2 separate regions of the Mus musculus genome follow, and region 2 is linked to region 1. Evidence: chromatin loops called from intact Hi-C (ENCODE). Cell type or tissue: left cerebral cortex. All regions are shown on one strand.

Evidence for each region. Peaks named below come from ENCODE experiments on the same cell type or tissue, not always from the same donor. Only the 100,000 strongest peaks of a DNase experiment are listed, where the experiment ranks them.
Region 2: a loop joins it to region 1, with 3 times the contacts of the local background. A loop is called at or near these places in 5 of 42 quality-filtered maps.

Annotation. Positions count from the first base shown.
Region 1 is chr2:170,507,824-170,515,823 of GRCm38, forward strand. Pfdn4 (prefoldin 4) reads left to right here and starts at 3,407. Exons shown (of 4, transcript NM_001110152.2): 1 at 3,407-3,646; 2 at 7,916-8,000. The coding sequence starts at 3,623. Gm16796 (predicted gene, 16796) reads right to left here and starts at 4,104. Exons shown (of 3, transcript NR_040367.1): 1 at 3,016-4,104. In left cerebral cortex, CTCF peaks have their summits at 111 (motif pointing left), 1,138 (motif pointing left) and 3,342 (motif pointing left); DNase peaks (open chromatin) are centred at 107, 1,144, 3,348, 3,607 and 2 more places; H3K4me3 peaks cover 1,758 bases; H3K27ac peaks cover 811 bases.
Region 2 is chr2:172,340,999-172,348,998 of GRCm38, forward strand. Fam210b (family with sequence similarity 210, member B) reads left to right here and starts at 4,579. Exons shown (of 3, transcript NM_025912.4): 1 at 4,579-4,849. The coding sequence starts at 4,664. In left cerebral cortex, CTCF peaks have their summits at 4,979 and 5,241; DNase peaks (open chromatin) are centred at 4,439, 5,247 and 7,723; H3K4me3 peaks cover 1,681 bases; H3K27ac peaks cover 599 bases.

The DNA of each region.
Region 1 (8,000 bases):
ATGACTATATATTTGGCCCAGAGTGTGGCTTACTAGACTGCATGTCCTTTGGGCCGGTTCCTAAGGCTTTGCACAGAAGAAAAGCTAAAATTTGGAGTCATGGCGCCACCTGGTGACAAAATGCAGTTATTCAGGAGACGGGCCCACAGAGCTACAGTTTATGCGAGGCGTTTGATATTAGGCACAGGAAGAAGAAATGCGAACACGAATATGGGCTCTGGAACACTGTTACTGAACAAATGCACCAGCAGCTATCTCGTATCTCACAATACTCTCTAGTCCTTAAATATGCCGCCATTTAATTGTCCATACATCAGTTTACCCATTAATGAGCAGGCAAGATCGGCTTCCCTTGGTGCCCCTGGCTTAGCAGAAGAGAAATAGCTCCCAAGGAAACGGGCAGAGAGCTATAGAGTCGCTTGCAGGGGTGAAAGTGTTTAAGAGAAGTGGATCAGTAAGTTGGTGCCGCTGTAACAAGGAACCCCGCGACCCGGTTATTGGTAATTCCTAAGCAACAGAGATGAACTTCGCACAGTTGTGGAGGTGAACAAGTCCAATGTCAAGCAAGGTGCTGGAAGGTTCTATGCCTGGAGAGGGGTCTGGCCTTTTCATCCAAGAGGCCTGTGTCCTTCCCATTCTGGGAGCTGTCAGATGAAAGAACTAGTGCCTGACTGCAGTGGTCAGTGGGGATTTTGGTGGCATGCTGACTGGACTAAGAGTATCTTTGATTCCTCCACGTTCCTCCAAGTGGCCCCTCACACTCCTGAACGTAACCCCATCCCCCACCCTCCCGGGTGGGATAAACTCATTGTTTCACTAAATTGAACTCGTGTGGCATCCTTACTTGGTTCCATCATCGCTTTCCTTTCTAGGGTGAGCAGATGTTTGTCCATGTCTCTCCAGGGAAAAGTGCTACCCGAAGATCAGAGAGGGAGGCGCGCCTTGGTTTGGAATTTTAGTTTGACCGGTCCTACGTGCAGTGGGGAGGTACGAGGATTTCAAACCCTGTCAGGACAAAATAGCTTACAAACATCTTTGAGTCAGATACAAACAGGATAAGATGAAAAGACGTCCAAAACATTGGGAAATGGGCTTGGATGCCTGAGAATTCAGTCATAGTCCTTGGGTGCCCCCTGCAGGCAGATGATCAAATTACTTCCTGCTAGCGAGATCTGTGGCTCCTGCCACTCAGACTTTTCCTCTTCAACCCCAGGGAACGCAGGACCTTGGGGGAGGGGCACTTGCGCGAGCGCACACGCACGCGCACACACACTGTCACAAAACGACAAATATGCTCATCATCCCTGTGTGACGCAGTCTAAAAGCTAGGACAAGCCTGGACAACATTCACTTCCAATGGAATTTGTTTTCTCTTTCTTTTTCGTGCCTCTCTGGTGGCGTTCTCCTGACGAAAGCTGCATGTGTTTCCCTTGCTGGGACAGTCAGCCACATTTACACTAACCACCCTCTCTGACACACTATCCTTATTTAACGGGTTGTTTGTGGTCTGTCTCCTGTCAGTAGACAGCAAGGTGCTGGGGGACGGGGTACTTTATCTGTTTGACATGCAGCATCCCCAGTGTCTGGTGTCTTTTCGGTCCAGTCAACATGCCACTAACTACAGATTCTCCATGACCACTGCAGCCAGACACTAGCTCTCCCTTCTGAGTCTGGTCTAAGGGTTACAGAGTTCAGGACTGGGGTTTGCGGTATATACAAATGAGTTCCTCAAAAGTGGTGCCACCGTAGTAATTCCAGGTCCAGAGATTTGACTCTGTATGTGCAACTGCTAAGTAGCAGAGTGCAAACGGCAAACCTTCCTCAGGAGGGTGTTAGGACTTCACTCTGTGGAGTCCAAGTTCATTATATCCAGAGGGCTTGATGGTATGCAAGCAATGAGCAGGATTGCATTGTAACGATAGGAGATAGATTGTAACCAAATGGGCACATGCATTATACATTAGAACAGCGGTTCTCAACCTGTGGGCCGTGATCCTTTTGGAAAGTCGAATGGCCCTCCCACCCAGGTCAAGTATCAGACATCCTGCATGTCTGGCATTTACGTTACAATGTATAACAATAGCAAAATTACTGTTGTAAAGTAGCAATGAAATAATTTAATGGTTGGGAGTCACCACAACGTGAGGAACTGTATTAAAGGGTCACATTAGGAAGGTTGAGACCCACTGCGTCATAAGCAGACAGGCGAGATCTGCCCCTCTTCCCCTCCTTGGCATGCCCTTGTGCTTGAAGCCATAGGAGGGACTGGCAGAGATGCAAGAGCGCCCAGCCGTGCTTTTACTGTCCTGCGGCTCACACCTGGTCCTCCCTGTCCCTTGGTAAATGAGACAATGGCCCATACCCCAATACTCTAAGCTCTTCTGCCCTCAGACCTCCGACTTTCTGAGAGCAAAGTCTTGGCTACCGAAGTTAACAATGGCCCTGGTTACTAAGGAAGCTCGGTGCCCACTGGGCCCTGTGTGGGCAGTCTTCCCAGGCTAACATATTTGAGCGAGTGGAAGACATATTTCTGAACCAATTTAATTTTAAACACATAAAAGAATTCATTTCAGTTGCACATGATGGAGCACGCCTCTGATCCTAGCGCTTGGAGAGCAGAGGCAGGAAGATCTCTGTGAGTTTCAGGCCAGCTTGGTCTACACAGCTAGTTCCAGGACAGCTAGGATTACATTGCAAGACCCTGTCTCTAAATATAAATAGCCAAGCAACCGTCCAGTAAGCTATTATCTAAGCATTTAAGTTTGTTATAGCGCTCTAGGTCAGTGGTTCTCAACCTATAGATCGGGAGCCCTTTACAGAAGCCGCCTAATACTATCAGAAAATAGATATTTATTGACATTATGACCCAGCACCGTAGCAAATTTACATAATGAAGTAGCAACAAAACTACTTTTTATGGTTGGGGGGGGCACTACAACATTTAACTGTATTAAAGGGTCTCAGCACTAGGAAGATTGAGAACCACTGCTCTGGATCTTTTTGGGTGTCACCTACCTTTGGCTTCATCTATTCCTGGCTGATCCCCTAGTGTCCCCTGCAGTGATCAGTGGCATACAAGCTAAGATCAACTTCAAGAGTGGCCTTCAGCTTGTAGCTTCGCCAGCACTGGGTTTTTATGTGGTAGGGGCTGTAGATCGAACTCAGGTCCCCATGCTTGAGTGCAAATACTTGACCAAATGATTTACCAAATACTTTGCCGAAGCCACGCCCTTACCCTCCTTAGCTTCTCTCTAGGTTGTTGAATAAATGGAAAAAGAATTTCTTAAGCTTCCCATTCCACACAGCTGGGTGGTACCCAGCGCTCCCCCTGCTGGCCGTGGCTGGGATCTCGGGCCCGACTATTGGCCGCTTTTGGTATTTATGCCGGCCGAGAGGGAAGCTGCCTGTCCCTTTAATTGGAAGATACCAAGTGTTTCCAGGGCATAGTTTTTTTTCCTGAGTCCTTGCCCTGGGAATTTATAGTTCAGAGACACAGATAGCAGCAGTGTTGAGATAGTGCTGTGCGTTAGGGGGGAGTCTGGCTCAGCAGGGCTCGAGAGGGACCTCGGGGGGTGACGCACGCCCGAGTGGTTTTCCCCCGCGCCCCGTGGTTCAGTCCAAGATGGCGGCCACCATGAAGAAGGCGGTGAGTGCGGCGGGGCCGGGGTCCGAGGAGCCGTGGGCCGGGGCGTGTGAGGAGACGCGGGGCGCTGGGGGCCGGGGTCTGAGGAGGTGAGGGATGCGCGGGGCCGGGGCCCGCGCTGGGTACAGGGGTGCTTCTGTCCGCTCCGCTCGCCGTCAGGGCAACCGCCTCACCTGCTCAGGGTCGTGCATCTCCTCGGGCACCGGGTCGGGCTCCGCATCCCGGGCCGTCTGCTACCGCATCCCGGGGCGTCGTCTGCTACCGCACCTCTGTGCTCCGCCCCGGACCGCTCCGGTCGGTCCACGCTCCGTGCACCGAGTGTCTAATTGACGTTGAGAGCAGTCGGCCCGAGCGAGCGCGGTGGCTCTCCGGGCTTTTCCCAGCCATTAGGAAGGACACGGGTCCCCACGCTCTGCCCCGCACACTTCACAGCCAGCCAGCCAGCCAGCCATTCCTTTGGTGACTCATCTGGTGAGATGCTGGGTCTGGTGATTTTTGTTTGGTCAAATTAGAGCTCTTTATCATTTTTAAAACGACGTCCGATCCTTGTTCATGGGGCTCGGTGTGATGTCTTATCACACTTTTGAAAGACACGGACTTGTGTGTGTGTGTGTGTGTGTGTACACACCAGACTGGTCCACGGCTTCCTATGCAGTCAGAGATGATTTTGAATTTCTGACTCTCCTGCCTCCACTTTCCAGGTGCTGGAATCACCGGTGTGTGCCACTACCCCTGGCTTTTGGTGTGCTGGTGTGGTGGACCCAGGGCTTCATGCATGACAGGCAGTAGACATGGCTATGCAACCCTTTCAACCAATATTTTGAAACTTGAGCTAAATTTGAGCCACCAACTTAAGTTAAACTTCCATGTGGGTTTTTATAACCTAAACGTGTTTCCAGGAGTGCAGGTGTATCTAATACAGGGAAAGAATTGCAGAGGAGGGGAAAAAAAAAAAAGAACAAACAAGCAAACAGCTGATAGCTATTGGGGCTTCACAGTGTGTTCGGACAGTTCTTAGCATTTGCTAATTATTTTGATCTGCTGTGTCAACCTTTTGGGAGATTCTGTATTTATTCACTTTTAGCTGAAGAGGAAACTGAAGCGCAGAAGAAAAGCTGTGATTTAAAGAGCATTTGCACTCCAGGCTCCTGTCTGTCTGTCTCTCTGCCTCTGCCTCTCTCAGGCTCCTTGTCTGTCTGTCTCTCTGTTTCTCTGTGTGTGTGTTAGTGTGTGTGTCTCCCCCCCACCCCACCCCGGGCTCCTTGTCTGTCTGTCCGTTTGCCTGTCTGTCTCTGATGAGAGGCGCTTGGCTGAAGACAGTTGCTTTCACTCTACTTTGTAAGGCCCCTGTAGAATGCCTTTGTGTTCTCGCTGTTGGCACCGTGTAGTCAGTGCTTCTGACCACTGAAGGTTGATGCTCAGCATCCCAGTTCATTAAGAGGGAATGGCTGCTGAGCCTGGGGAGGCTTCAGAGTTCGAAAGAGCCCCTCGCCCTGGTCTGTCACCCACAAATTATTACACGGTAGCAGAGTACAGTCCGGGGCCACGGTGATTTGGCCAGGTAGGAACAGGTTCATTTTGCCTCTCTTGTTAGACTGTGCTCTCAGCTGTGGGTTACACTGGTCAGTTCCACGATAAACATTGTCCTTGCTTTTGCTTTTCTGAGACAAGGTCTCACTGTGTAGCATTTGCTGGTCTGGAACTCTTAAGAGATCTGACTGTCAGCTGAAATTGTGGAGAGCTTTTTGGCTGGGGACCCAGATCTCAGTACCTGAACTTGGAATAGAGTATGGTTTATTTCCTCTTAACAATCCCATAAGGTGTTACTGAGGCCAGGGTGTAGTCAGGGTCCAGGGCAGCTTACTTTCTTCTTGAATTTGGAGCAAGTCATGTCTTGTATAACTAGCAGAATTCCCTTAACTCTACAGTGATCCTTTTTGCCATTCTGCCTTCATTTCTCACATAGCCCAGGCTGGCCTCAAACTCACTATGCAGCTGAGGATGACCTTGAATTGTTAATCCTCCTGCCTCCGCCTCCCAGGGGCCAAGTGGCTTCTGGTGGCTGCTGTTTGTCAGGGCTATGTCGGGAAATGCCTGCTTTGGAAAAAGCAAAAACAGCCAACTTCCAGCACTCTTTGATGTCAAAATATCTGAGTCTGATCTATCGTAATTTAGATTCTAATTCAGAAATCTTTCACCAGTGTTGCTTGTCAGGCAGGCCCTACTAGGGCCTCTCACCTGAGTTGCTTTTAAAGTCCTCGTGGTGACAGACACACCTGAAAATGCATCCTAGGGCTTGGGGGCTCTGTAAACTCCCGAGTTAAGAAGGGAGTCCTCGAGGTTTTCTGGGAGATTGATAATTCTCGTAGGCAAAGCACCAGGATACAGGTCTCACCGTCTTCGTGTCTGTTGAGTGTCTGCTGCTCGCCTCTGTGCTGTCTGTGCTCTGCGCTGTGCACACATGGTGGGGCGGACTCTGACCATACGCATTAGGGCTGATGTCAGGCTTGGGGCATGCGCAGTTGCTTGTTGGGATGAGAGCCTAGATTCCAACACCTGTCTATCTGGGCCACTGAGCCTTGCCTCGAGACTATAGGTTACCCTACAACCTCTGGAGAAGTTTGCGTATGCACACTTTATGCCATAGCTTCCAGGGGACCAGGAATGGGTGGAGTGTGGATCTGTGAACTCCTGCCTTTGGCAGAATAGCCAGCCGTTCTTACTGACCTTCATTTATTAATTCCAATATGGTGTATTATCTATAATGTTGTTATAAATCTGTAGCTTCAGTGAGAGCCTTTTCTTTGTTAAAGGTTTTATTTTTGTTTGTGTATATGTGTGTGTTCCTGTGTGTATATGCCATGTGTTTGCACACATGTGCATGAATGTGCCCGCAGAAGCCAGATGAAGGCCTCAGATCCCCTGGAGCTGGAGTCCCAGCCAGTTGTGAGCCACTTAATGTGGGACCTGAAAACCGAACCCAGATCGTTTGAAAGAGCACTAAGTGCTCTAAGCCACAGGGTATTTCCCCAGCGCCACGAGGTTTTGGCAACAGGATTTCTCTATGCATCTAAAGCTAGCTTCAAACTGGTAATCCTCCTGCCTCAGCCTCATGTGCTGAGAGGTGTGTCATGTCAGCTAGTAGGGCCTCTCTGTAGTCCTTTCAGGCCTTGTCAAGTACACTTGTTCTTTACTAAGACACTGGAAGGAATGTGTAGTGTTTAATTTTCTTTTCTAGTATATTGAAACCCCTATAAGAATTGGAACAGTCTGAGAACGTCCAGCCACGTCCTCTGTCTGAACAGGAACTCTTGTACTTACAGGCATAGGTATGCTTGACCCTGGCCAAATTATCTAAACCCTGCAGTCTCTGGTCATCTATGAAGCGGTGATATTGGTGATGCCCTCATAAGACTCTGGGGCTAGTGTTCTAAGCGTGCAGTAGGACCTCAGGCTGTGTTAGCCATTTTTGTTATTTTATAGATGCTTTGTTGTCTAATACCCAGCTTTGTCTGCAGATTTAAGCATATCAAATATTAAATATGGAACTCAATTTTCATTACCCTATAGTGGATTCCCAACCTTAAAATAAATACAGAATTTTAAGTGTATGGAGTGGAGCCATCGACACGTATGATGACTTAGCCAGCTTATTAGATTGAAAGTTGGAGAAATGGTCTTATTTTTATCAGCACAGTATACCCATATGCATTTTACCCCAGAAACAATCTCTGCAATATGGTCACTAAGGGCGTTTGACCATGGAACATTTTGCTTGCTGGAAATATCTTAGGGAAACAGTGTCCCAGCTTGGGAAATTCTGCCTTTTGGGCAAGTGGCTTTTATTATCATTATCATTATCATTTTGGTTTTCTATGACAGGGTTTCACTGTGTAGCACTGCCTGTCCTGGAACGCACTCTGAGGACCAGGCTGTCCTCAAACTCAGAGATCTGCCTGCTTCTGCCTTCCAAGTGCTAGGATTAAAGGCTTGTGACACCACCAACTTTAAAAAAAATGTTATTATTGGGACGTTTATTAACTACTTTTTATATTTCAAGCATTTGCTCATGAATGATTCTATTGAATAATGGGAGAGATTGTAGAGTCGTGAGCAGATCGTAAGTGTGACACGTTTGTGATATCTTATGGCCTGTGCCCCTCGGCTGTCTTCGGGTGAGGAGAGTGCTTGGTTCTTTGTCACAGTGTAAGATACCAGAGTGTAACTGCTCCATCGAAATTAAAAAAAAAAAAAATTAAACATCTTTTTCAGGCTGCAGAAGACGTGAATGTTACTTTCGAAGATCAGCAAAAAATAAACAAATTTGCTCGGAATACGAGTCGAATCACAGAGCTAA
Region 2 (8,000 bases), 1.8 Mb after region 1:
ACAGCCTTCATGTCCCTGCCTGACCAAGCTAACACATGGGATCTGGATTGAGGACAACAGACCCTGGCCCTAAGAGGCCTGCAGTTGGTGTAGTGCCCACTAATTGGCATTTCTAATCATTTTGGAAGAGGGACCTTTCATTTTCAATGCAAACCGAGTCTTTTGTTTATTTCCTTTCTTACTTCACAGCATGCTCTGCCCTCCTCCACCACCCCAGGCTGTATTTCCACCGAAGCCTGGGGAGGGGGGCCTTGTTAGAGTTCCCTGCATCTCTTCCTACTTGAAACAGATTTTGCCACCATGATTTTGTCACAGGGACTCTTCCCACTGGGTGCCGGAATGTTTACCAAAGCGTGACACTTTCCTTTTCCTTTTTTAAAAAAAATGTATCATCATCCTCATTATCATTTTTGACAGGATCTTACATAGCCTAAGCTGGCCTTGAATTTACTATGGAGCTGGAGATGACCCTGAGCCTCTGCCCTTTCTCCTTCCATTTCCCAAATGTTTGGATTACAGTTGTCCCACAGCATTCCTGGCTTACTTTGGGGTTCCTTTTGTCTATGTCCTCGCTGGTTCTGGGATGCAGGTAGAAGGAGCTGGTGCAGGTGTAACGTGGACACATAATAAACAAAAGCCATTGGGGCCACTTTTGCCTGCTGGTGGCAGAGGTCTGGGTCCGGTACACTGTTGTCATCAGTAGTGGTCTGCAGCGCTTCGCTGATCAATCTGCTGAAAGACAATGACCCAGACAGAAAGGCTGGGAGCCCTTCCTGGAAGGGATCCAGCCCAACTCTGCAGGAGTTCCTGACAGCCAGTCCTTAAAGCACTGAGAACTGGTTCCTTGATTCCGAGCCCTTTGCAGCACTGAGGAGTCTCACCAGGCCCCTTGTCAAGGACAAGGACAGAATGAGGGCCTAATCCCTTGCAGATGGCACTCCTGCTGAGGGACCTCTGGTGACTGTACTCCTGAAACCTCAATTCCTCATGTACAAAAAAATAATAATAATAAACAGAAAAGGGTCTGTGGATAGTAAGAACATTATTAAGCCCTGGACTCAATGCCCAGCACAGAGGGGAAGAGAGAAAGAGCACAGAGCAGCTGGGCTGAGTCTTTGGTCCTGCACGGCCCTGGTTCTCCTCTAAAGCATTTGTGATCTTGGTGGCTGCGGTTTGTACTCTTATAAAACTTTGAACTATTGTCTCTGGACATCCTATACAAGCAGAATGTCTGTATTATCTGAGATTTGAGGACATCATCCACAAGATGGACAAAATTAAGTTCAGGCATGGACGTCTGGGTGGGCTCAGCCTAAGATCTCCCTGGGTAACTTTTCAACCATTTATTTATCAAGGGATTTATTGGCAGTAACTCCTTAACACCTGACACTTGACATCTCCCTTCCCTGTGTGGTCAGATCAAACCAACGGGGACAAATCTCATCCCAGCCAAGAGGGACAATTGAGACCAAACCACCAGATGGCTGACCAGAGAGGTCTTCAGAGAATACTGTTCCGAAACAAGGTGGAGGAGTTGTCAGATCAAAATGAAGTCACACTGTACACAGTGAGTGGCACTGGCCTGTAATCTCAGTGTTTGGAAAACCAAACAAAGGACGACTATAAGTTTGAGGTCAGACCCTGTCCGAAAGCCGGGGACAGGAAAGCACAGCCACCTGTGTCAGCCTCTCCAAAAATAACTCCAGTTGAAACGTTACCTGATGCGAGTACCCGAAGTGCCTGAAATGCCTTCCGACCTCAGATGCTATTTGCGTTCTGTTTGTATTTCTGATGCAGAAACATCTTGGAGAATTTGAGACTACCTCATAGCTGCTTACTGTACTCCGATGTGGTCAATGATGTGCCGGAGAGTTCTGTTACGGAGGGGAAGCCATTCCGCCAAATGAGTAGTGTGCGTGTTGGAAGGGTGTCTCCGTCCTCATGGCATGAAGCTGGAGTGTGTGAGTGTGGGAAGGATGCTGTCCTCCACGTGGCGCAGAGCTCCTAAGTGTGAGTTACTACTAGCCGTGGGGGGTTATAGAGGGCAGAAGGGAGGAAGAGCCCTTTCACTTGCCGTATTCTGGACACACCTGTACTTGGGTGTGTACATTCAGAGCATCTACACACACACATTATTGATCATACGAATGAATGGTCAAATGGTCAATATGAACGAATGGTCAAAGGCTGGCCATTCCAACACACTGTTCCTCATCCTCTGTTAAATTTAAAGGGAAAAATTTAAATGTATTTCTCTCTCCCCCCAAGAACCATAAAGCAGAAATCACAAACTCAGTTCCTAGGAAGCCAGAGCGGGAGGCCTGAGTGAATAAAGGAGACCCAGACACAAGAGCATTGTGGGACCTAGGAGGCCCTCCAGATGAAGTGCTGGGAGCCCTCTCTGACACCTTTGAGACATTCCGGATCAAATGCCCTCTCCTTTTGTGCACCAGGCACTAGGTAACAGCCCACTCTAACATTTGTGTCAAGACTTCTCCCAACAGTCTTACAAGAGGAACTCTTAGGGTGTCTTCAATTTACAAGCGAAAAGGTGAAGCTCAGAGAGGCTGAGCCACTGACTCCAGGTCACACAGCTGGAGTTGCAGGACCAATGTGACTGAGGACTATACCTTTATTTTTTTTTGGAGGGGGGGGTTCGAGACAGGGTTTCTCTGTGGCTGACCTAGAACTCACTTTGTAGACCAGGCTGGCCTCGAACTCAGAGATCCACCTGCCTCTGCCTCCCAAGTGCTGGGATTAAAGGCATGCGCCACCACGCCCGGCTTAGGACTATACCTTTAACTCATCTTTATAGCTTGAACACCCTGAGCAGAAGCAGTCCACACAGGATCAGTCTGCCTCCTTCAGACACTGGTACCGGACTACCACAAACAGAGCTCAGGCATAACCAGCGTGGTTTCTGACTCTGAGAGCTCTGCCAAGCTGGAATCCAGCCAGCACATCTTGAGAATGTTAGCTTTATACATTTTATTCTTTTGGGTCAAGGAGACTGAGCTTGGGGGCTGGTCTGGAGCTCCTGCCTCTACTTCCCAAATACTGTAGTTATAGGCTGGGCCACGGTGCCTGTCCTGGGGACCGCTGGCATTGTTTCACTGAAGTATGATTGCTCTGCATAAAAGTGAGCTTTGCTTATTGTGGTGACCCTCACTGCCCTGTCAGCCCCCTGCTCCTTGAATCCCCGCCCAAATCCCACTCACAATCCTAGATAGCCGCTGACCTTTTTGGGGGGGGGGGTCCAGAATTTTGCCTGTGAACTTTGCATTCTCTGAAGATGAAATCCTCCTGCATGTTGTGTTTGTGGCTGGAATTTTCCATTTGGCAAAGCAGTCCTGAGACTTGTCCCTAGGATGAAGGTGTTCACGCCTTACTTTAAAAAAATTTTTTTATTATTATTGCATGGGAGGGAGCATGTGTACAGGCCAGAGGAGCACTTTGTGGAGACTGTGGCTCTCTCCCCCCACCTCCCAGCCCCCACCCCCACCTTGCCTGGGCCCCAGGGTGGAACTCAGCTTGGATAGCAAGTGATCCACAGATGGAAGTTCCATTCTCCAGCTGACAGATATCTGGACTGCCCTGCTATGAGTATTGCTGTCTTCTGAGCATGTGTGTAGGACAGGTTCTCCTGGGGTCGAGGCTGGCCTTGAACTCTTAATCCTTCTGTCTCAGCCTCCTGGGTGCTTGAGTTACAGATCTGCACCACCATGTCAAGATAACAGTTTACTATTATTTCTTTAAGTTATAAGAACAGAAGGGTTAATTTTGGCTCATGGGCCTAGAGGTCCAAGGTAGAGGGGCCACATCTAATGCCAGCAACGCCTTCCTGTGGGCCCAAGTCCCCAGGCAGTGCATAGTCACCAGGTAAGAGAGAGTGCCCTCTTGTCAGATTTTAGTCCGACAGAAATGTGAGTCTTTGCTTCTCTTGAGACACTATGGGAGCGGAGTTGCTGACCAACCTGGTTTGTGTACTTTTAACTATCTGTGAAAGTACAAAACTTTTCTCCACAGTGGCTGCTTTCATGTTCACAGCCGCGATATAGTAGGCTCATTTAGAGGGCTTCTTCAAGTGAGAGTTAACCTCTATAGTTCCTTTCTTCTTTAAAGCATTCACGTAAGCATCAGTCTTCCAGGTTTCACCCATTCGGCTGAGAGGAAAAACAAAGAATGCATTAGCCCTCGCTTGAAACAGCCGCCAGCCGCGCTCCACAGTCCGGAAACTCAAAATCCTGGAAAGTTCTGAGAAAATGCATTCCACAAAGAACTGGCCTGAGGTCCTGAGAACTAGGCTGATAGACTTGGCAGGTCCCCAGCCCCGCCCACTCCGCTTCAGGAGGCGGAACTTAGCCAAGGAAGCGGGGCTGAGGGGCGGGAACAAAAGAGAGCGAGCGTCTCCAGATGCCCCACCCACTCATGGATAGGCTGCTTCTGCGGAGGGCGGAGCTGTTGGGTGGAGCCCAAAACCTGCGCTCCGCTATAGAGCCCCGCCTATCCCACGCTCAGCTCCGCTCCGGGGGCGGGCCCTAAAGGTGTTGGGGCGGGGCCTGTCGGGGGGTGGAGCTCGAGGCCCCGGTCTCGGCCCCGCCCACCGCGCTGTGTTGGAGCTGATTCCCGAGTGGGCACACTGGAGCTGCGCTCGCGGCGCGCCATGGCCGGGCTGTTGACGCTGCTTGGCCCGGCAGGAAGAGTGAGCACCCGGCTGCGGCCCCTGGCCCCTTGGCTCCTGGGAACCGCCACCTCCTGTGCTCCACCGCTCTGGGCCTTAGCCTTGTCCCATCCGGTTCCGGACGCCCGACTGCTGCGCACGGCCCGCGGGGACTGTCTCAGCCGCCAGGTAAGACTCCCCACAGCCACTCGGACCCTGATCCCCAAGTGGCCGGAGCGCCGTGCCAGGGCCAGCCCCAATGGACAATTTTTACATTGCACCTGACCGAAACGGGTCACCTCCGGGGTCCCTGAGTTCTCAGATTCCTAGAATCCGAGAAAAATCTCTTTCAGTTAGCAGCCGGAGAAACTGAGGCTAGGAGTGGAATGGTGCGCTGCCCAAGGTCATGGAGTCGCCCGCCGAGCCCCAGTTTCGAAAGCCAGAACAGTGGCGTTACCGAGCCGATCGCAAGGGGCCTGAATTCTATATGAACTTCCAGTCCGGCCCCTGGACTTGTTCCTTTTGAAGTTCAGTTGAGGCCTGGGCACTGGGCCCAGGAGGCGGCATCGCCGGTGCCGCCGGTACATCTACCGCTTCCCTGTGCTCCTTGCGCCACCCTTTTATCTAGCTGGAAGAGCAGGCTCAGAGCAGGCAGTCCATCCCGTTTTGTTGTGGTTACTTGCCCTGAGTGCTCAGAGTGAAAACCAGCTTCCATTCAGACAGCAGCATATCTCAAGTAGGTCTCAAAAAAAAAAAAAAAAAAAAAAAAAAGCAGGAGTTCAGAAGTAGTAGATCGGAAGCGTCGAGGTCTGGGGGAGTCTGAAAGAAAGATCACTGCCATGAATCGGGCAGTTCTGAGTACTGTCTGCTCCCGTGGCTTTTCAGTTAGGGATTGGTCGCTTTCCTTGAGTGCCGAGCACAATGATGGAAGGACTTCCTTCCCCTCTCTCCTGCCTGACAGACAGGACACTGGCCTCAGCTCTGCTCCTGAGCACAAGTCAGGATACTCACAGCGTACCGTGCTTCAGGGCACCGCATAGCTTCCCTCTCCTCCAGAAAGTCTTCCCTGACTACCAGTAGTGTGCCCCCCCGCCCTATACTGTCTCTTCTCTAGCGCTCAGATCTTAGCTGCCTTCACGATCTGGTACAACCTCTCACCTTGTTCTGCCACATCAGCCCTGTTGGTAGCCTAACCCTAACCCTAACCCTAACCTTAAACACACACTCTGCCTTGACAGGTGTGTTTACAGCAAGGATAAGTCTGGTCTCAGGCTCATAGGATCCATGTCTCTGCTTGCTAAGTCAATCACTTTGATCAAACGCTATCCCTTTTCCATGTCTGTAAAATGAGATGTTACTAAGTCATTTCCCAGAGGGTGAATGTGATAGGCGACAGCATGCTAGCTGGCATCTGGTACATCATGGCTGACACCAGTGATTTCTGTCATCCGTGTCACACCGCCCAGGGCCTCCAGAGCCCAGGAGCTGAGCTTGTACTTCAAAAAGGATACTCCTCAAGAAGCCAACTGTGGGGGAGGGACCTGCCCTGGGACTCAGTCCGGCATTCCCACTCCACCTCCAACCTGCCTGCCTTCACTGGGAGGCCAGCTGGGGTCTCCAAATGTTCTAGATAGTAAATCAAGTGTCTTGAGTGACATGTCAACCTCTTGCCTACAGCAAGGACTGCACTGTGCCAGAGATGGGGAGATACGCCACACAAGGAGCCCTTTCAGAGCTCAGGGTTCAGGGTCACATAGACCAAGTGAGTGGAGGCCACTTGTGACCCTGGGGGGGGGAGGGGGAGGAGTTCGTATGCAAGTGGCTTGCTGGCTGGCGTCCCTTATCTAATGAGCAGCATCCCTCCTGACTCACTCCTTGCTTGTCTTGGTGTGTCTCCTCCCTAGGTTTCACTGTTTGTTCTCTGCTCCCTAAAGTCAGAGTCTTCTTAGAGGTCTGTCCGTCTGGTTTGTTGCAATGTCCCTGCTCTGGAACACTCTGACAGGCACAGTGCTGGGTCTGGGATTGGGCTGTGCTGCCTCTGGCTATGTGCTCACACACACACACACACACACACACACACACACACACACCCCGGACTTTGCAGATCCTCTTCTGTTCATGGGGATATTGTGAGGATTGCACTAAACTAAGATTTTCATGGCACTCAGAACACGGCCCAGTACAAAGTCAACACATACGGTACTTATCAAATGGATGGGAGCAAGTGTTACCACACAGCGTGATCAACTCAATCAACCTTCTTTTTCTAATATGGCTTCCTCTGGTTGTTTTGAGACAAGGTCTCCTGTATTCCAGCCAGGCTGGCCTTCAACTCAATAGGCTTGAACTTCTGATCCTCCTGCCTCCACCTCCAAAGGACTATAGGCTTACACCGCCAAGCTGGGTTGATACTGTGCTAGGAAATGAGAGTATTGCATGTGCTAGACGCTCTACCACTGAGATGCATCCCCGCCTGAGCACTTTGAGGTCAGTGTGTCAGTGTGTCAGGGAAGTCCAGAGCCCTTGCAGGTGGCAAACAGCAGTACTTCGTGGGGAAAGAGTATCTACCGGTGCCCCATTGCTTGCCAGCCACTCTCATGAATCCCTTTGCTTCAGCTTCTTTAAATCCCTCTAGGACTTGGAAGAAAAATGCATGGTCCTTCATGTCTTGCCAGAATGGTCATTCCCTACAGGAGAGACTTTTCTAGATGTTCTGGTTCTGGGGGACAGGAAGAAAAGCTGCCTCGGCTTTCTTTTATTGGCCAGCCCTTACCACTCCCCCCTCCCTGAGACAAGCACTCCCCTACTAAAAAGCTCACAGGGGCTCTGGTCCCTTCTGATAAGTAATTCTCTCCTCCCCTGGGCTGCAGATGGGGTGGCCAAGCTGATAAGACAATCTGCAGACCATCCCAGTGCCCGCACCTCCATTAGGCCAATGTCAGTCAAAAGCCCATTGACACTTGGCCCAGGCAATCTCAGTTATGGCCCAGTCTCCGTGCCCCAGAACAGCCACAGCTGTCTGCTGAGGCCCCCTTTGTCTCATACTCTCAGGTTTGGCAAAAGGCCTTCTGGCCCAGAAGGGAGAATAGAAAGGCAGCCAGACTTCCAGCCAGAAAATAAACAGTAGCTTCTACCAGGCTAGAGGAGCAAACATTAGGGCCAGACATTTGTTTGTTTTAGAGAGGGGAGGAGGCTGGAGAGATGATCCTGTGATTCAGAGCACTGTCTGCTCTTATAGAGGACATGGGGTTCAATTCCCATCACCCACAGGACAGCTCACAACTCTCTGTAACTCCAGTTTCAGGGGAATCTGAGGCCTCTGGTACATAGATATACATAC